Regions from separate parts of the Homo sapiens genome. Here region 2 is linked to region 1. Evidence: read pairs that join two places in POLR2A ChIA-PET (ENCODE). Cell type or tissue: PC-9. All regions are shown on one strand. Each heading gives the region's core, and the rest is flanking DNA. Links, peaks and the distances in the headings are about the cores only.

Evidence for each region. ChIA-PET counts read pairs that join two places held together with the same protein. Peaks named below come from ENCODE experiments on the same cell type or tissue, not always from the same donor. Only the 100,000 strongest peaks of a DNase experiment are listed, where the experiment ranks them.
Region 2: POLR2A ChIA-PET joins it to region 1 with 5 read pairs; 2 of 35 experiments call an interaction of 5 or more read pairs at or near these places.

Annotation. Positions count from the first base shown.
Region 1 is chr9:76,395,509-76,406,855 of GRCh38, forward strand. It overlaps a transcript of GCNT1 not described here and the pseudogene RPSAP9. Among named protein-coding and RNA genes, the nearest start is that of RFK, 6.8 kb to the left of the region's middle. RefSeq lists an enhancer at 6,465-6,759. In PC-9, for the core only: no CTCF peak of the experiment used is centred there; a DNase peak (open chromatin) is centred at 5,213; H3K27ac peaks cover 2,473 bases.
Region 2 is chr9:75,224,606-75,235,952 of GRCh38, forward strand. No RefSeq gene overlaps it. Among named protein-coding and RNA genes, the nearest start is that of OSTF1, 140 kb to the left of the region's middle. In PC-9, for the core only: a CTCF peak has its summit at 5,716; DNase peaks (open chromatin) are centred at 4,476 and 5,506; H3K27ac peaks cover 2,550 bases.

The DNA.
Region 1 (11,347 bases), core at 2,206-7,205:
CCCAGGAGGTCGAGGCTGCACTGAGCTATGATAACGCCACTGCACTCCAGACTGGGCGACACAGTGAGACACCCTCACCCCTTAAAAGAACTAGAGAAGAAGAAGGAAGGGAGGGAAGGGAAAGGAAAGGGGAAGGGAAAGTGAAAGGGAAGAAAAGGGAAGGGAAGGGAGAGAAGGACCCAAAGAAGCAATTATGGTCAGTTACTTATCTATACGGAATTAAACAAAGAATAATGAGAATAACGATAATAGTAATACCGGTAGTAAGAGTAGTAATAGCAAGTTGTGAAAAGCAATTAAGTTATCTGGAGAGGCTTAAGAGTTATTTTAGCAAGGTGTGTACAGGATTCTCTCACTCTTGACTCCCGTCCTTAATAAGAGTGCTGCATTCCTTCTAATATAGGGAGGATGTCTCTCATATGGTAATTTCATCTGCTTCTAAGAAACAGAAAAGAGGTCAGAATGATTTTTTTGTATCTATTGTTTTTCAAGTGCTTTTAATTCAAAATAGTCAATATGCAAGAATGGTATATTTTTAACTTCATCAGCAGTGATACACCTAATAAGAAAAGCCTGGAGGTGAGAACTTGATAAATCATCCCTGGGTCTTACGCCACTAAGCCCTAGGTTGCAAGAAGGTATGAGAATTAAATGAGATAAAATAATTAAATGAATCATAGGAGGTAAATGAGGAGGGGTGGTTTTAAGAATAGAGAAAATGCTAAGTATTTTTCACACTGTCTCATGTAATCCTCTCATCAGCTTTGTTGGAAAGCATTAACCTAAACGTATAAAAATGGGCGGGGCATGGTGGCTTACGCCTGTAATCCCAGCACTCTGGGAGACCGAGGTGAGCGGATCTCTTGAGCTGAGGAGTTCAAGACCAGCCTGGGCAAAATAGGGAGACTTCCGTCTATCCAAAAATTTTAAAATAAAAATAAGTAAGAAAGAGAGAAAAAAGAAAGAAAAGAAAAGAAACAAGAAAAAAAAGAAGAAAGGGGAAAGAAAAGAAGAGGAGAAAATAAGAAAGAAAATTTTAAAAATCAGCCAGGGCCTGGCACAGTGGCTCATGCCTGTAATCCCAGCACTTTGGGAGGCTGAGGCCGGTGGATCACTTGAGCTCAGGAGTTGGAGACCAGCCTGGGCAACATGGTGAAACCCCGTCTCTACAAAAAATACAAAAATTAGCCGGGAGTGGTGGCGCTCACCTGTGGTCCTAGATACCCTGGAGGCCGAGGCACAAGAGTCGCTCGAACCTGGCGGCAGTTGCAGTGAGCTGGAGATCACGCCACTGCACTCCATATGGGGCAACAGAGCGAGACTCTGTCTCAGCCAGGTGGTGGTGGCTCGTGCCTATAGCCCCAGCTACTTGGGAAACTGAGGAGTGAGGATCGCCTGAGCCCCAGAATTTGAGGCAGCAGTGAGCTGTGATTGAACCACTGCACTCCAGCCTAATGACAAAGCAAGACACGGTCACTAAAAAAATAAATAGGCCGGGCGCAGTGGCTCTTGCCTGTAATCCCAGCACTTTGGGAGACCGAGGCAGGTGGATCACCTGAGGCCAGGAGTTCAATACCAGCCTGGACAACATGGCAAAACTCGGTCTCTACTAAAAATACAAAAATTAGCCAGGCATGGCAGTGAATGCCAGTAATCCCAGCTACTCGGGAGACTGGGGCGGAAGAATCGCTTGAACCCAGGAGGCGGAGGTTGCTATGAGCCGAGATTGCTCCATTGTACTCCAGCCTGAGTGACAGAGCAAGATTCCTTCTCAATAAATAATACATAAATAAATAGATAGATTTAAAAAAAAAAAGGAGAGTCTTGTAGAATGTTTAAGATGGAGCAGTCAGGCTCCAATCTTTAAAACTACCATTTACATGTCAAGTCATATGGGTAATTACTGTGTTATCAGCATAGGATATAGAAGAAAGAATTTTTTTTTTTTTTTTTGAACCAGAGTCTCACTCTGTCACTCAGGTTGGAGTGCAGTGGCGCAATCTCGGCTCACTGCAACCTCCACCTCCCGGGCTCAAGTGATTCTCCTGCCTCAGCCTCCCGAGTAGCTGGGACTACAGGTTTATGCCACCACGCCCGGCTAATTTTTGCATTTTTAATAGAGACAGGGTTTCATCATGTTGGCCAGGCTGTTCTGGAACTCCTGGCTTCAAGTGATCCACCTTCCTCGGCCTCCCAAGAAGGAAGAATTCTGATCATTTTCCACCACCGCTCAATAGCGTTCAATGGCTCCTCCCCTCTGACTGAAGAATAAACCCTCCAAGAGTTGTACTTCTAAGAACTCCCATCAAGTACTCAATCTGTTGATCAAAGCAGACCCCTCCACCTTGCTTCAGAGGCCAAAGCATATGCTTCAAATAATTCAATAATTATTCTGTAGGCTATAGGATTTATAATTTTTCTTCTTCATTTGACTCCAAAAATATGCTACCTAGCATTCTCAGTAAATCTAGAGTTGAGAGTCTATGTGTCTTTGCCAAACTTACTGCTTTTAACCAAGGAAGTATTCTAAAACGTGTTTTTTATTTCCCCCTCTGAACTGCACTTGCACATCCTTTCAGCTGCCTGTAGGGAAAGAGTCCACTTCTCTGGTTTAATTTGTCTCTGTAGAAAGAAGGATCACAAATAAGACTAAAGAGAAAGTAGAACTGGCAGCTTGTGAGGGAAAAGAAGGCTTATTCTAAGTAAGCAATGAAAAATGAATCTGAAGAATTCTTAAAATTCAGCAATAAGAAAATAAGCAACTCAATTAAAAAATGAGCAAAAGATCTGAATAAGCATATGAAAAGATGTTCAACATCATATATCGTGAGGGAAATACAAATTAAAACAACAATGAGATACTACTATATACCAATTAGAATGGCCAAAATTCAGAACACTGACAACACCAAATGCTGGCAACCATGTAGAGCAACAGGAACTTTCATTCATTGTTGGTGGGAATACAAAATGGTACAGCCCCTTGGAAGATAATATGGCAGTTTCTTATAAAACTAAACGTACTTTTACTATGTTATCCAGAAATTGTGCTCACTTATATTTAATCAAATGAGGTGAAAACTTTTATCCACACAAAAACCTATTTGTTTTTGCTTTCCGCGCTACCTACAGAGGGGCCCATACGGCGTTGTTCTGGATTCCCGTCGTAACTTAAAGGGAAACTTTCACAATGTCCGGAGCCCTTGATGTCCTGCAAATGAAGGAGGAGGATGTCCTTAAGTTCCTTGCAGCAGGAACCCACTTAGGTGGCACCAATCTTGACTTCCAGATGGAACAGTACATCTGTAAAAGGAAAAGTAATGGCATCTATATCATAAATCTGAAGAGGACCTGGGAGAAGCTTCTGCTGGCAGCTAGTGCTATTGTTGCCATTGAAAACCCTGCTGATGTCAGTGTTATATCCTCCAGGAATACTGGCCAGAGGGCTGTGCTGAAGTTTGCTGCTGCCACTGGAGCCACTCCAATTGCTGGCCACTTCACTCCTGGAACCTTCACTAACCAGATCCAGGCAGCCTTCCGGGAGCCATGGCTTCTTGTGGTTACTGACCCCAGGGCTGACCACCAGCCTCTCACGGAGGCATCTTATGTTAACCTACCTACCATTGCTCTGTGTAACACAGATTCTCCTATGCGCTATGTGGACATTGCCATCCCATGCAACAACAAGGGAGCTCACTCAGTGGGTTTGATGTGGTAGATGCTGGCTCGGGAAGTTCTGCGCATGTGTAGCACGATTTCCTATGACCACCCGTGGGAGGTCATGCCTGATCTCTACTTCTACAGAGATCCTGAAGATATTGAAAAAGAAGAGCAGGCTGCTGCTGAAAAGGCAGTGACCAAGGAGGAATTTCAGGGTGAATGGACTGCTCCAGCTCCTGAGTTCACTGCTACTCAGCCTGAGGTTGCAGACTGGTCTGAAGGTGTACAGGTGCCCTCTGTGCCTATTCAGCAGTTCCCTACTGAAGACTGGAGCGCTCAGCCTGCCACGGAAGACTGGTCTGCAGCTCCCACTGCTCAGGCCACTGAATGGGTAGGAGCAACCACTGACTGGTCTTAAGCTGTTCTTGCATAGGCTCTTAAGCAACATGGAAAAATGGTTGATGGAAAATAAACATCAGTTTCTTAAAAAAAAAAAAACCTATTTGTTTTTACCCCAATCCATTTTTACCCCTACTCCCACTGAATGCAAATGGAATGGATGAATGGATGTTTTATTTCTATTTTATTTTATTTTTATTTTGTTTCACATGGATGTTTATAGCAGCTTTATTCAGAATTGCCAAAACGTGGAAGCAACTGAGATGTCCTTCAATAGGTGGGATAAACAAGCTGTTGTATATCCATATAATGCCATACTATTCTGTGCTAAAAAGAAATGAGCTATCAAGCCACAAAAAGACCTAGAGGAAACTTAACTGCATATTACTAAGTGAAAGAAGCCAGTCTGAAAAGGCTACATAACACATGATTCCAATTATATTACATTCTGAATAAAACTATGGAGACAGTAAACAGATCAGTGGTTACCAGGGTTTGGGGAAGTTGGAGGTCGGAGGGAGGGATGAATGTGAAGCACAGGGGATTTTTAGGGCAGTGAAACTATTCTGTATGATACTGTCCTCATGAATATATGACATTATGCATGTATCAAAACCCATAGAACTATACAGCAACAGCAGCTGCCAACCTAAAACTGCTCTAAAAAGTAGAGTCTATTAGTTTTTGAATAATTAATCTAAAAATTTCTGACTTGGAGTCTGACATCAACGTTCACACCTTCCACACCTAAATAGTTACCAAGTCTCTCCCAATCCATTTTTACCCCTCCTCCCACTGAATGCAAGCCATGACCCCTTACCTGCACAGGTGTAGCCAACTCTATTCTCCCAGCCTTAGATTTGACACTAGTCTCTCTCTACTGCTTTTTCGTGCTGCTATAACCTTTCAAATGCCAATCTGATCAAATCACACTAAAAGTCATGTTCTGCTTCCCTCTGTCTTAGGATCAGTCTAAACTAAACCATTGTTCACAGATTCTCCCTATCACACTCCTCAGCTCCTGCCTCTACATTCTCTACCCAGAAGCCCTAGGGAACTTTACCAATTCCTCTAACTCACTCTTTGGACTTCATATAAACAGGCTTCCTAGCATGAGACAATGCTACCAGTAGGCCAGAGAGCAAGGGAACCCTGTGAGTCAGGTATGCTTGACAATGCCTTCCAGAGAGGTGGGACTTGAGCTGGAGCCTTGGGGCATGTGTGAATCGACTAAACAGAGAAGAGGAAAGAAAAATGTCTAGCTAGGGAGAGTTCCTGTGATCATATTTCCAAGAAAGGGATGTGCAGTAAACAAGCCAGAACTACTAAGCTCTACTGAGAGGTGATAGAGCTTAGTAGTAGGTAAGGGGGACTCTGGCTCTTACACCAGTTTCCTGTCTGTGAGAAAATAATCACCATAGCACCTCATAAAGCATTTGAAAGATTTAAGACTTAATGCATGTGAAGTAACTAAATCAGTGTGTAATGTGTAGTAAGCCTTCTGTATTGGCTGTTATGATGATGATTACCTGTTGGTCTGCTATAGAAAATTCATTATAACTGGACTACAGTCCAAATAAGCTGGCTGAGTGTAAGTGTCTTCAGAATTCTACCTTGGAAAACAGACATGTAAAATTCTACATAAAAGCCCAATATAGAAAATAAATAATGTTTTATTTATTTATGTATTTACATATTTATTTTAGAGATGGGATCTCGCTATGTTGCCCAGGCTAGAGTGCAGTGGCTATTCACAGGCAAGCTCATAGCACACTATAGCCTCGAAATCCTGGAATTAAGCCATCTGCCTGCCTTGGCCTCCTGCATAACTGGAACTACAGGTGTACACCACCATGCCATAAAAACAAGTGTTATTTTATAACCACAAATGTATTTGTGGTTCAAACTCATAAAATTTACTTCATGTAGTACAAATTTACTCAATAAGAACACATTAATGAAGTTTACAGTGTAAAGAAAGAAAACTAATTTTTTTCCTCACCCCTAATGCGTTGTTAGAAGGGACCCCCTGTAACAAAAAACAGATTATCAAAGCAAGAGCAAACATGTTTATTATCATGTATATTTTATATGTATATGGGAGATGCCCAGGGAATGAATAATTCTCAAAGAGGTGACTCAGACCTCTAGCTTATATAAACTTCAATAAAGAACATTAAGGACCAGCACAGTGACTCACTGCTATAATCCCAGCACTTTGGGAGGCTGAGGCCAGAGGATCCCTTGAGCCCAGGAGGTTGTGGCTGCAGTGAGCCATGATCATGCCACTGCACTCCAGCCTGGGTGACAGAGCAAGACCCTGTCTCAAACAAACAAACAAAAAACACACTACATTTCTAAAGAAAGGACAAGACAGAGGAAAAGAACTTTGAATCTCTGGAGGTGGCAAATTGTGGGAAGGCAAAATAATGATAGATGAAGTCCACTTAGCAAAGCTTATTAACGTAGATTCCTCTTGTGCCATCTCCAGCCAGATGAGGGCTACAGTTGTCTTCAGTGGTTAACTTTTGTCCTTCCGGGTACAGAGGGAAGAAGGGCACCTTTGTCTTTGTAAATCTGTGTCCTGCCACTAGGTAAACAGAGGAGAGGCAGAGAGCTTTCCTGTATCTGCTTCCTCCCACTTGCTCTTAGCTTAAAAATTTTTTTGTCAAAGAGGCATATTTTTTGGTTAACACATCCAGTTTTCCTTCAACACTCTCAACTACATCCGAATTTGCTTCCTATCACTGTTTGTACTGTTGTATCATATTAAATTCAGAAAACATATTTTAAAATAACATTTTGAAAACTAAATTCATAAAAGACATTTTTAAATGAAATGTGCTTTGAATATTTAGAACCTTTTGAAGCACACAAATTGTAAATTACTCATCTGGTCTAACATTGTTATTTTGCACCAAAAAAAAGCAGACTGAGAGCCTACGACCTACTAAACCCAAAAGAAAACAGAGAGTCTACAAAATGCTGAGAAGCTGTCCATCCGTTTGACAATGGACCTAAGATCACCTTTTCTGAAAGAGTTAAGTGATCTCCAGGTCTGTCTGCTATATGCAGCTGCCTCATAATAACCCATAATGAAATGTTTATTTGGCTGATTTTTTTTTTTTTTGAGACAGTGTCTCACTCTGTTGCCCAGGCTGGAGTACAATGGCATGATCTCGGCTCACTACAACCTCCACCTCCTGGGTTCAAGTGATTCTCCTGCCTCAGCCTCCTGAGTAGCTGGCATTACAGGCACGCGCCACCACGCCCGGCTGATTTTTGTGTTTTTAGTAGAGACGGGGTTTCACCCTGTTGGCCAGGTTGGTCTCAAACTCCTGACCTTGTGATCTGCCTGCCTCGGCCTCCCAGAGTGCTGGGATTACATGCATGAGCCACCGTGCCCAGCCCTGATTGTTTAATAAATACACCGCACATATGGAAATGGAAGGTTGTCAGTAGTACTAATAAACAATTCTTATACCTATATGGAATGTAAACCAAATTTTGTCAACTTCTACCCACATGAGACACTAAAAATATCTCTGGAAAATTAGATTCTAATGTCAGGTCAGGCCTGAAAACCAAGAGCTTACCTACAATATCAAATGTTTTAGAAAAAGGTATTCCTTCCTTCATCCATTCATTCACTGGCTGCTTTAATAGGGTCCACTCCAAATCAAGGGTGTGATGATTACTAATTTTTAAAAATCGATACTCCACAAATATTTGAGTACCTACTGTTCCTTGTGTATTTCCTGTATGGCTTTTTGATTTTTGTTTTTTGTTTTTGCATTGAGCAAAAATTGCTTGTATTACAGGGGAAAAACTATGCAAATGCAATGTTAAATTCTCACCACCAAAACCAAAAGCACTACAAGAATTTCATTCCTCATGCATCCACAAGATGGCATATTAAAATTTTGCTTTTTACTGACATGAACCTAGAACTGCGGTGACACATGAAATAAGAACTGCAAATGGAAAATGAAAGTTAGGGAATGAGGTTCATCAGGCCCTGTGCTAGACACGGGAGGATTCTGTACTCAGAAATGTTTGGCCTGCTCATTGCTTCATGTGCTTGGATCTGGTTCTTTGGTGAAGCATGGCTACTGCATTCTATCTTCTTCCTCAATCACAAAAGATAAAAAGACTGTCTTAATTTAGAAAGTTAATGCTTTTTGATGTTTCCTTTGAATATATGTTTCACTATAGAAGAAGAAAATGGAGAAAGAGAAAAAGGAGGAGAAGAGCACCTAGAATTATAGGCAGAAGAATTCAGACTTCTTTCCCATTAAAAAATTGTTTTTAATTATACATTTGGTGCAATGATGGTATAGGAGATAAAGATGCTAAAAATTTCTGAGACGAAGAAGAAGGAAAACTTTCTAGGACACTGGACTCTTTTCAGAATAATGAGTAAATATGTCTGAGATTCTGGAGATGAACTTTGACCTCTGTTCGGAGTAATTCCCCTTCTAAGGCAGGATTTACTGATAGTGAAATTAACCATTCTTTAGTGTCCATGACAGCCGTCTGTCTTATGTTCTCTCAAATTCATGATACCTTTGGAATGTGACCGTGATGGCAAAAATATAGGTGTTACCAACAGTAATTACATATAAAATTATTTCAGTTTGTCTTCAAAATTACTGGTGTTTCCCTCCTTTTTTCTCACAATGATGATATAAAATTTTAGGAATTTTTTTTAATTTTAGAATTTTTTTTCTGTCCAATATATAAAATAATACAGCTACTTAGAAAATTGGTCTAATCTGCTGATGTGTCAGCATGAACTATATATTTAGAAGATGAAAAATAAAAGTGTGTAGTGGGGTGGTGGTATAGATTGGAAAATTATTACCAGCTGAATAAAAAATAGTAGGCTAAATTAAAAATGCTCCCAAATATTTTTCACTCCTTTTATTGAGAGGGGAAGCCCATTTCCTCTCCCCACTAAAACTGACCTGGTTGTGAAATTTGACCAATAAAATCTGGCAGAAGTGATATCGTGTAACTTCAAAGGTGTGCTTACAGAGAACTGTAGCAACTCTGTGATAGGCTTTGAATGCTCTCTGTTAGAAGCTGGGCATGATATAAGTCCAGCTACCCTTCTAGAGAAAGAGATATATGAAGAGAGGCCTGAAGTATCCTGGACATTTCAGTCTCAAATGAGCTCCTGGAAGGAATACTGCTCAGGTGAGACCCAAGCAACCCAGAAAATAATTTGAAATAATAGATTATTTTAAGTCATCTTTTTTTTTTTTTTAAACAGAGTCTTGCTCTGTGGCCCAGGCTGGAGAGCAGTGGCGTGACCTCAGCTCACTGCAATCTCCACCTTCCAGGTTCAAGATTCTCCTGCCTCAGCCTCCCAAGTAGCTGGGATCACAGGCGTGTACACCACCATGCCTGGCTAATTTTTGTATCTTTTTCTAGAGATGGGGTTTTGCCATGTTGACCAGGCTGGTCTCAAACTCCTGGCCTCAGATGATCTGCCCGCCTCAGCCTCCCAAAGTGCTGGGATTACAGGCATGAGCCACCAGACCCAACCCAAGTCATCAAATTTTGAGGTGGTTTGTTCTACAAAAATAGCCAAACCAGCTAGTGAGCTCTGTTTTGCCAATACTTTTTTCCTTTAAGTAGACTTTTTTTAAAAAGCAGTTTTAGGTTCACAGAAAAATTGAGAAGTACAGAAAGTTCCCATATACTCCCTGACCTTCAACACACACACACACACACACACACACACAGGCTTCCTCACTATAGACATCCTGCACTAGGCACTAGAATGTACATGTTACAACTGATATATGTGCATTGATGTAATATCACCCCAAGTCTGTAATTTACATGAGAGTTCACTCTTGGAGTTATACATTCTATGGGTTTACACAAAGGAATACCGACTTGTATCCACCATTATCGTATCATACAGAGCATTTTCACTGTCATAAAAATCCTCTGTGCTTTACTTATTCATCCCTCCCTCACCCCTAATCCTTGACAACCACTGATCTTTTAACTGTCTTCATAGTTTTGCCTTTTCCACAGTGACACATAGTTGGAATTATAAAAGATGTAGCATTTTCAGACTGGCTTCTTTCACTTAAAAATATGCAGTTAAGTTTCCTCCACGTCTTCATGGCTTGATGGCTCATTTATTTTTAGCATAGAATAATATTCTATTGTCTGTGTGTATCATAGTTTATTTTCCTATTCTCCTATTGAAGGACGTCTTGATTGCTTCCAAGTTTTGGCAGTTCTGAATAAAGCTGCTCTAAACATCAATCTGCAGGTTTTTGTGTGAATATAGGTTTTCAATTAATTTGGGTAAATACCAAATAATACAATTGCTGGATCATGTGGTAAGAGTATGTTTAGTTTTATAGGAAACTGCCAAACTGTGTAACAAAATGACTATACCATTTTGCATTCCCACCAGCAATTAAGGAGAGCTCCTGTTGCTGCACATCCTTGCCAGCATTTGGTGTGGTCAGTGTTCTGGATTTGGGCCCTTCCAATAGGCCTAGAGTGGTAATTTGCATTTCTCTGATGACATATGATGTGGAACATCTTTTCATATGCTTATTTGCCATCTGTATATCATCTTTGGTGAAGTGTCTGTTCAGGTCTTTTGCTTATTTAAAAACATCAGACCAGATGCAGTGGCTCATCTCAGCACTTTGGGAGGCCAAGGTGGGAGGATTGCTCGAGCCCAGGAGTTCAAGACAGCCTGGGCAACATAGTGAGACCCTTTATCTACAAAAATATTTTAAAAATTAGCTGGGCATGGGTGATATGTGCCTGTAGTTCCAGCTACTTGGGAGGCTGAGGTAGAAAGATCACTTGAGCCTAGGAGATCAAGGCTACAGTGAGCCATGATTGTGCCACTGCACTCCAGCCTAAGCAACAGAGCAAGACCCTGTCTCAAAAAAAAAAAAAAAAAAGAAAGAAAGAAAAAAGAAAAATTGGCTAGGCGTGGTGGCTCACGGGTGTGGTGGCGTGCACCTGTAGTCCCAGCTACTCAGGAGGCTGAGGCAGGAGAATTGCTTGAACCCAGGAGGCGAAGGTTGCAGTGAGTCGAGATTGTGCCACTGCACTCCAGCCTGGGCAACAGAGCGAGACTCCATCTCAAAAAAGGAAAAAATCATCAGGTTGTTCACTTTCTTCTTGTAGAGTTTTAAGAGTTCTGGCCAGGCACAGTGGCTCATGACTGTAACCCCAGCATTCTGGGAGGCTGAGCCAGGTGAATCACTTGAAGCCAGGAGTTAGAGACCATCCTGACCAA
Region 2 (11,347 bases), core at 3,431-8,430, 1.2 Mb before region 1:
CTCCAATCTCATCCAGGTTGCTGTGAATGCCATTAATTCATTCTTTTTTATGGCTGAGTAGTATTCCATTGTATCTATATACCAGTTTTTCTATCCACTCATTGATTGATGGGCATTTGGGTTGGTTCCATGATTTTGCAATTGTGAATTGTGTTGCTATAAACATGCATGTGCAAGTATCCATTTTGTATAATGACTTCTTTTCCTCTGTGTAGATACCTAGTAGTGAGATGGCTGGATCAAATGGTAGTTCTACTTTTAGTTCTTTAAGGAAACTTCACACTGTTTTCCTTAGTGGTTGTACTAGTTTACATTCCAATCAGCAGTGTAGAGGTGTTCCCTGATCACCACATCCATGCCAACATCTATTATTTTTTGATTTTTTGATTATGGCCATTCTTGCAGGAGTAAGGTGGTATCACACTGTGGTTTTGACTTGCATTTCTCTGATCATTAGTTATGTTCAGCATTTTTCATATGTTTGTTGGCCATTTGTATATCTTCTTTTGAGTATTGTCTATTCATTTCCTTAGCCCATTTTTTGATGGGATTGTTTTTTTTTTTCTTGCTAATTTAAGTTCATTGTAGGTCCTGGATATTAGTCCTTTGTCAGATGGATAGATTGTGAAGATTTTCTCCCACTCTGTGGGTTGTCTGTTTACTCTGCTGACTGTTCATTTTGCCATGCAAAAGCTCTTTAGTTTGATTCAGTACTAGCTATTTATCTTTTTCATTGCATTGCTTTTGGGTTCTTGGTCATAAAATCCTTGCCTAAGCCATGTCTAGAAAGGTTTTTCTGATGTTATCTTCTAGAATTTTTATAGTTTCAGGTTTTACATTGAAGTCCTTGATCCATCTTGAGTTGATTTTTGCATAAGGTGAGAGATGAGGATCCAGTTTCATTCTCCTATGTGGCTAGCCAATTATCCCAGCACCATTTGTTGAATAGGCTGTCCATTCCCTACCTTGAGTTTTTTTTTTTTTTTTTTGCTTTATCAAAGATAAGCTTGCTTTGTCAAAGATAAGTTGGCTATAAGTATTTGGGTTTATTTCTGGGTTCTCTATTCTGTTCCTTTGGTCCATCTACCTATTTTTATACCAGTACCATGCTGTTTTGGTGACTATGGCCTTATAGCATAGTTTGAAATCAGGTAGTGTGATGCCTCCAGATTTGTTCTTTTTGCTTAGTCTTGGTTTGGCTATGTGGGCTCTTTTTTGGTTCCATATGAATTTTAGGATTTTTTTTTTCTATTTCTGTGAAGAATGATGGTGGGTATTTTGATGGGAATTGCATTGAATGTGTAGATTGCTTTTGGCAGTATGGTCATTTTCACAATATTTATTCCACCCATCCATGAGCATGGGATGTGTTTCCATTTGTTTGTGTCATCTATGATTTCTTTCAACAGTATTTTGTAGTTTTCCTTGTAGAGATCTTTCACCTCCTTGGTTAGGTATATTCTTAAGTATTTTATATTTTTTTGCAGGTATTGTAAAAGCGGTTGAGTTCTTGATTTGATTCTCCACTTGGTCACTGCTGGTGTATAATAGAGCTACTGATTTGTATACATTAGTTTTGTACCTGGAAACTTTGCTGAATTTTTTTATAAGTTCTAGGGGCTTTTTGGAGGAGTTTTTACAGTTTTCTAGGTATACAATTATATCATCAGCAAACAGCGACAGTTTGACTTCCTCTTTGCTGATTTGGATGCCTTTTATTTCTTTCTCTCGTCTGATTGCTCTGCCAAGCCTCAACTCTTGCACTCTGTGCACATGCAGCCTTAACACCACATGGAAACTGCCAAGGCTTACAGTTTGCACCCTCTGAAGCAGTGGTTCAAGCTGTACGTGGGCCTCTTTGAGCCATGGCTGGAGCTAAAGTGGCCAAGACACAGGGAGCAATGTCCTGAGGCTGTGCAGGATGGCAGGGCCCTGGGCCTGACCCATGAAACCATTCTTCTCTCCTAGGCCTGTGATGGAAGGAGCTGCTGGAAATCTCTCTGAAATGCCTTCAGGGCCTTTTCCTCATTGTCTTGGATATTAGCACTTGGCTCCCTATGCAAATTTCTGCAACCTGCTTGAATTCCTACCCTGAAAATGGGCTTTTTTTTTTCAATCACATGGCCAGCCTGCAAATTTTCCAAACTTTTATGCTCTGTTTCTCTTTTAAATATAAGTTCCAGCTTCAGGTCATTTCTTTGCTCATACTTATGGGCATAGGTTTTTAGAAGCAGCCAGGTCACATCTTGAATACTTTGCTGCTTAGAAATTGTTTCCACCAGATACCCTAAATCATCTCTCTCAAGTTCAAAGTTCCACAGCTCCCCAGGGCAGGGGCACAGTCCAACCAAGCTCTTTGCTAAAACATAGCAAGAGTGACCTTTACTCCAGTTCCTAGTAAGTTCCTCATTTTCATCTGAGACCTCCTCAGCCTGGATTTCGTTGTCCATATCACTATCAACATTTTGGTCACAACTATTTAACAAGTCTCTAGAAAGTTCCAAATTTTCCCTCATCCTCCTGTCTTCTTCTGAGCCCTCTACACACTTTCAACCTCTGGCTATTACCCAGTTGCAAAGCTGCTTCCACATTTTCAGGTATCTTTATAGCAATGCTCCACTCCTTAATAAAAGTTTTTTTGTATTAGTCCATTCTTGCACTGCTATAAAGATCTACATGAGACTGGGTAATTTATAAAGAAAAGAGGTTTAATTGGCTCAGAATTCTGCAGGCTGTACAGGAAGCATGGCAACATTTGTTTCCTGGGAGGCCTTGGGAAACTTACAATCATGGAGGCAAAGAGGGAGCAAACATCTTACATATCAGGAGCAGGACCAGGAGAGAGAATAGGGAGGTGCTATAAACTTTTAAACAACAAGATCTCATGAGAACTCATTATCACTATCACAATGACAGCACTGGGGGGATGGTGTTAAGCCATGAGAAACTGCCCCCATGATCCAATTACCTCCCACCAGGCCCACCTCCAGTATTGGGGATTATATTTCAACATGATATTTGGGTGGGGACACAGATCCAAACCATATCAGCCTTGAAGGAAAACCAAATGATTATCCTGCTTTTTGATTGGAAACCCTTATATATTAATTTCTTACTGTCTTTTATTCTGGGGTGGTTCAATTTTACCAGGAAAATGGCAACCAGTCTACTGCTTGAGGTGTAAAGACTGGACTGCTAGAGTTCTGAAACTGCTCAGGGAAAGAGGGTCTGAGGGTCTCTGTTCAGCACACAAACTTTAAAATTAGCTCCTGGTTTTAGTTCAGCATCTCATTTGTGCCTGGCATCCTCACTTCTATAGTCTGTTATTTATTTTCCCCCAGAATATGCTGCCCATCACCTTCAGGGATGGAGGCACTTTCACCTGTTAGTGTGGGGGAATGATCTTGGGTCTAATTGTTTCTTACACCACTTCTAAATAATTTCTCTTTTTTTTCTAGCCTGCTACCTCATCTGTGCCTGCTGCCTCACTAGGTGTAATTCTTAAGAATTGTTTGTATTGAGTTGGCTTGTTTCTTGGCTAGACGGGTGTTTCCATTCCATCATTTTTCCATCTTAATATGGTGTGGTTCTGGGTTTTATGTCTTCTGGATTTATAAAAATGGAGATTGTACTTCTGTTTCTTATTCACATTGTTGTTTTAGGGGTTAATTTTAGACCATAAAATGGAAATGTTTACTATTCTTAATTGATCTGAAGTATTCACCTCTCAAGTCATTATTCCTTATAATAAAAGCATGAAGAGAAACTATTAATGTTTGCAAGTGATTTACCTTTACTGGGGATGTTAGCTAGTGTGTCTCTTCAATTATGAGATGTGTATTTTCAGTTGACAATGAGAGATATGAGATGCCAAAAACCAGTCTGGCTAAAGTAGCTATGGTTATATGAACATAGAAAATTTATTCCTGATACAGTTCTTAATATAGTGACATAACTTAAATGAACAATTCTACCAGTAACTAAAAATTAAAATGAATTAATCATTTAATGTCTATTCAATGCTAGGCTCTAAGACTGCAGAAAATAATGACTGAATTGTACACTGTTAAAAGTAAAACAAATTCTTAACCAGTCAAAGCTATTTCTACCCTCTTCACAAAAGCAGGGGGAGTGTTTTTTCTTCTGTTCTCATCCAGCTCTCAGGGTAGTTTGTCTGTGCCATTTTCTCCTCTGCAAGTCTGCTCATTGCGACTACGCCTCATTGGTCTTGATACAGGTTATCATATTGAAGTGATAGGAATTACAGTTAACTAACTCAGAAATCCAGGAAATACTGCATTTAATTTTTTTTTTTCTGGAAATCAACTTGATTTCAGCTTGAAGCTCCCAACCTCACAGTATACTCTTGCTCAAACTTACCTCCCTGCAGGGTAAATGCACCTGAAAGCAATAACTTAAGCATAAACTTAGAATGACCCTGTATGACAGGTGCACCTGAATGTGTGTTCCAAGCGAGGGAATCTGGGAGTGGCCAACCTGGAGATTATTACTTGTCTATGAGGAATAGCTGAGCTACCAGCTGACCCATGGAATGTGGGCCAGACAAGGGATTGAGGCCCTGAATTTTGGGTTAAATGAAGGTTGCCAGGTGGAGGTTGTTAGGGTGTTAAGTAAATTTCTATATAAGCTGCATGCCTTCCGCAAGTGGTTGCGGCTTTCCTGCCCAGCCCACCATCACTGGGCTGTGCAGTTATCATGTCCAGCCCATTGCCACTGGACTGTATGTAAGCTGGCTACCTTGCCAAGCCTGCCACTATGAGACTGTAAGGTGGTTCTCCTGCCTGGCCTGCCACCACTGAACTCTCTCCCCTGTAGGTAAGTCCACAATAAAACCCCATGTTTTGCTTGTTGGCTCTGGGCCTCTTCAGCCTCTTGAGCCTGGTGCCATACCCATTGGAGTTGATAGCATGACCCTGAACCCCTTGAAACCACTTGCAAACAGCACCCTCCCTCTAACGACCTCCACCTGGCAACCCTCATTTAACCCAAAACTCAGGGCCTCATTCCCTTGTATGTCCCATGTTCCATAGGTTAGCCGTTGGATCAGGTTTTCCACATAGGCAAGGAATGAATCTCTGGGTTGGCCACTCCTGAATTCCCTGTCTTGGAACACACATTCAGATGCATCTGCTATAGAGGGTCATTCTACGGGCATGCTTAAGCTACTGCTATCAGGTGTGGTTACCATACAGCCAGGGAGCAGTCTATATGTCATTTGCTCTCTAGATTTACAGACCTCTTTGTCCTCAACTTTATTTCTCAAATTCTTTCTCTCCCCATAGGGCCTTGGGTGTTTTGGGAAAAAAAAAAAAAAAGCTGGCAAAGGAATTATATGCAGGCAGCTTCTGAGTTCTGGCCTGCTGTAAGGAACATAGCTGTGCTGCAGCCAAGCAGGCATAGGGCAGCAGGCATAGGCCAAGGTAAACAACCTGGATGACTCAGCGGGTTTGTGGCACAGGCACACAGTCCTGTGTCTTATATAGTCATAGCCACGTAGACATAACATAGAGAAGCTCACTACCTGGCTCTCAGCCTCGATTGTTTGTGTAAGGTATAAAAGTAACACTGACCCTGTGAGGGAGCTGCTGAGTAAAGCCATGTCTCACCTACCTGCTGTTTCTCAAGAGTTCTTCCAGTTCCCTGCCTCATGTCCACCCACTCCCCTTAGTCCTCAGCTGGGGCTGAAATCTAACCCTGAGCATAACACCTGCCTCACACCATCTCTAAAGGATGCATGCCTTGACTTCCACCTTCCTTTTTTTTCATGCTCAGCCAGGAGGAGGAGACTTCTACCTTCTTAAATAGGAAGGAGGAAAATATATGAAAAACGTAATTAGTATCCCAAAAATATTATTCTTGCCAAATTGTGAGCAGTCAAATCTACTAGTGTATTTGGAAGGCCATGCATTCAGAGAAGAAAAAAACTTAGAGATCACCAAATCCATGCTTCTCATTTTCTAGTGAAGAATCCCAGGGCTGAAAGGTCAATGCTCTGATGAATGGCACGTGGACTGTTTTTTTTCTGTGCATTTGGTTACTGTTCCTGTTGACTCTAAACAAATGCTGAGTCAATATCATTAAGGTTTTTGGACTAAACTCCAAGGACAACTTGAAATTGCTTGAATTTGACCTTCTATCTTGTTAGATAATGTTTGGAACCAAGGCCTTGTTCTATACGGTGCCTAAAACTGTGGACTTTCAGTGACTATCAATCAAAAACAGAATATTCGTGTTTTCTGATTCTGGGGAAATAAGAAAGGCAAATGGGCATAGATCTGGTTTTGATGATATGCTTGTCTAACCCTGTGAGTCTGCAACTTATTTGCTATTGAAAACACAGCACACTTCATTATTTATTCATCGCATCAAGTGGATAAAAGACAGCGCTGGGCTCTTGGACCACCTGACCTTGAATGAGTTGAATTCTAGCTCCACCACTTTAGGAATAGTGTTATGGCAAATCACTCCAAATATTTCAGGTCTTGAGTACCCTCATGTTTAAAATGAGCTTAATGCTACCATTGTCCACTCATCTTCAAGCATTATTATGAAGATTAATGTGTAATAGTGTCACTAATTAATGCAGCCAACAAATATTTATTCTACAGCCATTGTGTTCCAGAGCAAGTACACTTAATACAGGGGGGAGCAGAACTGCCACTACTCTTGGCCTTGTAAATGCAGTAATCACACAAGTCTATAACTGTGTGGTGAGTGCTCTGATAGAAAAGTATCATAAAAAAGCAGAATGATGGTAAAGTTCCATGAGGAAGTGACACTTAAACTGAGGTCTAAAGGGAGAGTAGGAGGTCAACAGGCACGGAATGACGAAAAGACCATTCTAGGCAAAGGGAATAGCAGGTGCCAAGGCCCCAAGGAGGGCACCAAAGAGGCTTGTGAGGCTGGAGCATAGGGGAAATGGCAGAAGATGAAGGTGGAGCTGGAGGCACGGGCCAGATCATGCCAGCCTTGCACGTGAAAGTTCTTTGCAAACTTGTTGAGAATTAGATGTTAAATAAGAGTCAGTGAGGCTCCAAGTGGGGCTTAAGAAATCATAGTGAGATGTTTGTCAGGGTTTTGGGGTAGTTATTGTTAATGCTTAGTCTTTGATTGATGTACAGTATCAAATAGTCATTGGAATGTGGGATTTGGAGCCAATGGTCTGTGTTTGAATTCGGGCTCTGACAATGCTTAGCTGTGTGAGCTCAGGCAGCTGCTTAACATCTCTGTGATTCTGTTTCCTCATCTATAAAATAGGGAAATAATGGCATCTACTCAGAGGGTTGCTTTGAATTAAATAAGTCAATATAGGTAAATTGAGGATACCCTGGGGCATATGAAGCACTCAGCACATGATTATTGTCTATGTTTGGGCTATACTGTGGATGACAGTAGTCTGATTTTCAGATAAATGGTGCAAGTATTTTTTGTTTGACAATACGTCTTCCACAGCATTCTTGTAGTATAGACAGAAGACTGAGTCTGGGATCAGACTTCTTGGCTTTACATGGGATTAACCTCTAAATTTCAGTGTCCTCATCTGTAACTTGGGAGAACTCTTCCTCTCTGTCACTATTTTCATCATTTCTATCCTCCACGTCATTTTCAAATAACTTGTATTTAACATGTGGAAATGGGTCTCCTTTAGAATAAGGAGAGGATTCTGTCTTTGAAATCTGATGGTGTAGCAGCGCTTCAACAGCTGAATGCATTTGCTTTCCCTGGTCTGAAAAGTATCCCTGGTTTGGAAGAACTGGAGCAAAAAGGAGGCAAAGCACCACGCCTATCCTTGTTACCTTGATAACAACTTTTATTTCTCACTGGAAAATCCTGTTCTATCTCCCTGTTGCTGCCTTTGTTTCACAGAATAGTTTCACTTTTGTCAACAAACCATGTCCTTTCTGTTTTGTATAGTATTTGGATTCTGCCTAATGAAATAATTTCCCTTTCCTTTGTGAGAACACCTAACACTCATACAGAATTGAGATTGGGGATTTTTTTCGTAATTGCCTTATTGCCTTCTCCTAAGTCCTGTGTTAATGGGTAGCATCTCCACACGGCTTGCATCCTTCGTGTGTGTTAGATTACAGCATCTTGATGTTTGGGATATCAAATGGGACCCATCTGTGGGAGAATTATATCACAGAAGAGAATAATGAATTTCTATGTGTTTTGAGAGAAGGGAGCCCAAGGGAAAAAAGGTAGAGAAATAGTGTCTTACAAAATGCTCTCCCTTATGTTGCTTCATCCAATCTACATCCTTCTGAGGAGTAGCAGATATGATCCCTATTTTAGAAATGAAAGCCTGAGAGCCTTATTAGCAGAGCTTTGCTTACCCAAAGTCATGCAGCCAGCATAAGGGAGAACTGAGGCTTGAATCCTGGTCTTCTGACAACCAAACTCACTCAACTGTAGGTTATCAAGGAGCCAGACACTTGGTTGCTAATTATTTTCTCCTTGCCTTTCATTTAGTGATGTTGCTTGTGTACTGCTATTAGAAATAAATAAGGAATGTGGTGGGGCATTTCAGGCCTAGAGGTCCCCGCTGCAGATGTTGCCATTCTCGATGATTCACAGCTAGTGATGCAAGTCTGTCTAGATCAACAGGGGGTTTGTGCCTGACGTATTGGGGTACTGTGAAAGAACAAACACTGACTCTATCAAACACAGCTCTTTCTACACGTGTGATAGCCAAACCATGTCAGGCCATGTTCTGACCGTGACTCTTGACCAAATTGATTAGTGACAGTTATTCTACACAGGACCATGGTTGCATTACATCTTTAATCTGATTAGAGAGGTAGGGAAGACTTGGGATGCCCTTATATCCTTCTGCTTTAGAAACAATGCCCAGGATTGTTAATCCTCGAGGCAGGCGACCACCTCTTTTCAACAGCAGAGAGCTGTAGGAGGCAACACACGTGGTAGAGTGAGCTGGCTTTGTAAAGCTGTGGTAACATTCATAGAAGATGTGCATTAGAGCCATAATAAGTCGTTGATAACATTTCACAGGTGGGAAAACTGAAGCCCAGATTGGTAAAATGACTTGTCCAAGGTTACATGCAAATTAGTATCAAAGCAGAGCCTAGAATCCAGGGCCTTTTCTCCTTTGCTATTCTTTCATCTGTAGGGAACTTTAAAGCACTGGTTCTCAACTTTGATTTGCACATTGGAAATACCTTGGGAGATTTACAGACGCTGATGCCTGGGTCCTATCCCTAAAGGTTTGGATTTAATTGGCATGGGGCGTGGCCTGAGACATCAGGATTTTAACAAAGCTCCTCAGCTGATTCTAATATACAGCAAAGCTTGAGAACCTTAGACCAGTAGTTCTCAAACCTTGCATACATTAGAATCATCAGGGGAGCTTTTAAAAAGTATATATATCTGAAGCCCCACCCCAACACAATCACATCAGAATCTCTGAAAAGAAAATTGATAGAGAATGGAGGAGAAAGTATCTTCTGATGTAACCTATTCTCTTTTATTTTCTTTTGGTCAGTGGGTCTTCACTTCCAAAGTTATACCTGCTTCACCACTAGAACTCTCATGGCTGTGTGTTGTGCCTCCCTCTAAAAACGAGCAAGACTACTTGATTTCAGCTGCAAGTGATCTTCTTAGATTTCATGTCAGTGATGTTATCACTTGTGTGGGGCTGTTAGAAACGAATGAGGAGGAAGGACAGAGCATCTCAAGCACAGAAGACCCTCCTAGATGCTAATGTGTTTATTTCCGTTGGATCACCGTTTGCTGTGGTTTTAATGGTCTCTCCAAAACTCAGGTGTTGCCAATTGTGATGGTATCAAGAGGTGGGGCCTTTCAGAGGTGGTAAGGCCGAGAGGATGCCTCCCTCATTAATGGAATTAAGGCCCTTAGAAAAGAGGCTTCTTGCAGCAGCATTTGGCTAGTTTGCTGTCTTGTCCTTCCACCATGTCAGAATGCAGTAAGAAGGCCCATGTCAGGTGTTGGCACCTTGATTTTGGACTTCCCAGCCTCCAGAACTGTGATAAATAAATTTATTTTTTAATAAATTGTCCAGTTTCAGGTATTCTGTTATAGCAGCACAAACTAAGATGCTAGTCACAGTGCTTTCATTAGAATAACCTGAGAAGCTTTAAATAACAGATACCTGGGTCTTATCCCTCAACTATTTAATTAGCAGGATATGGCACCTGGGCTTCGATATTTTTTTAAAAGTTCCCAGATGCAGTAAGGATTTATTAAAGCATAAATCCTACTGGGTGCTAGGCAGCACAGCTGCACACTCAGGGATTGAATGATCATGCCCTGGTCCATTCACCAAGCATGGAAAAAGCTGCCTTTGCTGTGCTTGAGCCTCTAGCCAGAGAACAGTTATTCAGTATTCCATCAGCATGTGGTGATATCATTTTGCTCATTGCTCCTGGGCTCTTTTAATTAAGTTTGGAAATATTGTGCTCTCTATATTTTCCCATAACCCCCCAACCCCGGGAACCTAAAGTCAGGGACAATAGCAAGCAAATTTTGTGTGAAGGAGCCCATCAGTGTTGGCAGGAGCTGTAATGGTAACTGCAGGAGTTCAACATCCACCCACACTGGGCCTTTGACCATCAAAACGTTTGAATATAAATAAAAACAATCATGTTGCATGTAAGCAAGGAGCCAAAGCCCTCTTAGTAGAGGGAATCTAGAATGAATAAAAGGTAGCAGGTCAGGAAGGATCTTGGGAGATAGGAAGCTCTAGGTCTTGGTCTTCACTGTTTGGGAACCTGACCATCATCCTTCCAGCCTTCACAGCCGGCCTTCTCAAAATGGCTTTTCTACCTTTCATAAAGGTGGCTAAAAACACCCAGGTGTTCAAGTTGTTATTGATCTTCTTGTACCTGGAAAGAAATGGAAATGTAATTTATGATGCTTAAGAATCTCATCAGGAAGGTATTGTGGAAACATACTGTAAGGTTCTAACTGAGGTTTGAGGGGAGTGGGTGCACGAGCGGCAGGCAGCTGAAAGAACACTTGAAGAATTGCAGGGAGTTTTGACGTGGCTTTATTCTCTCTCTGGGCACAAGTGGGCTGTGGGTTCAAGCAAGGTATATGTACAGCATCAGCAGGGTAGTTATACCTTTTACAGACAATAGTGGCTCCAAGCCAAGCACAAGCACACCTGAGTGGTTACTTAATACACCTCATGTGGCATGGTTGCGTCATGTGTGGAGCTGTGTCCCTGCACTCCAAACCTGCTGAGTCATACTGTACCAGAGGTCACCTCTGCCTATTTCTAAAGCACAGCCATTTCCCTTACACTCTACTCCCTAGGCTAAGGGCATCCTCTGGGGCAGGGACACCT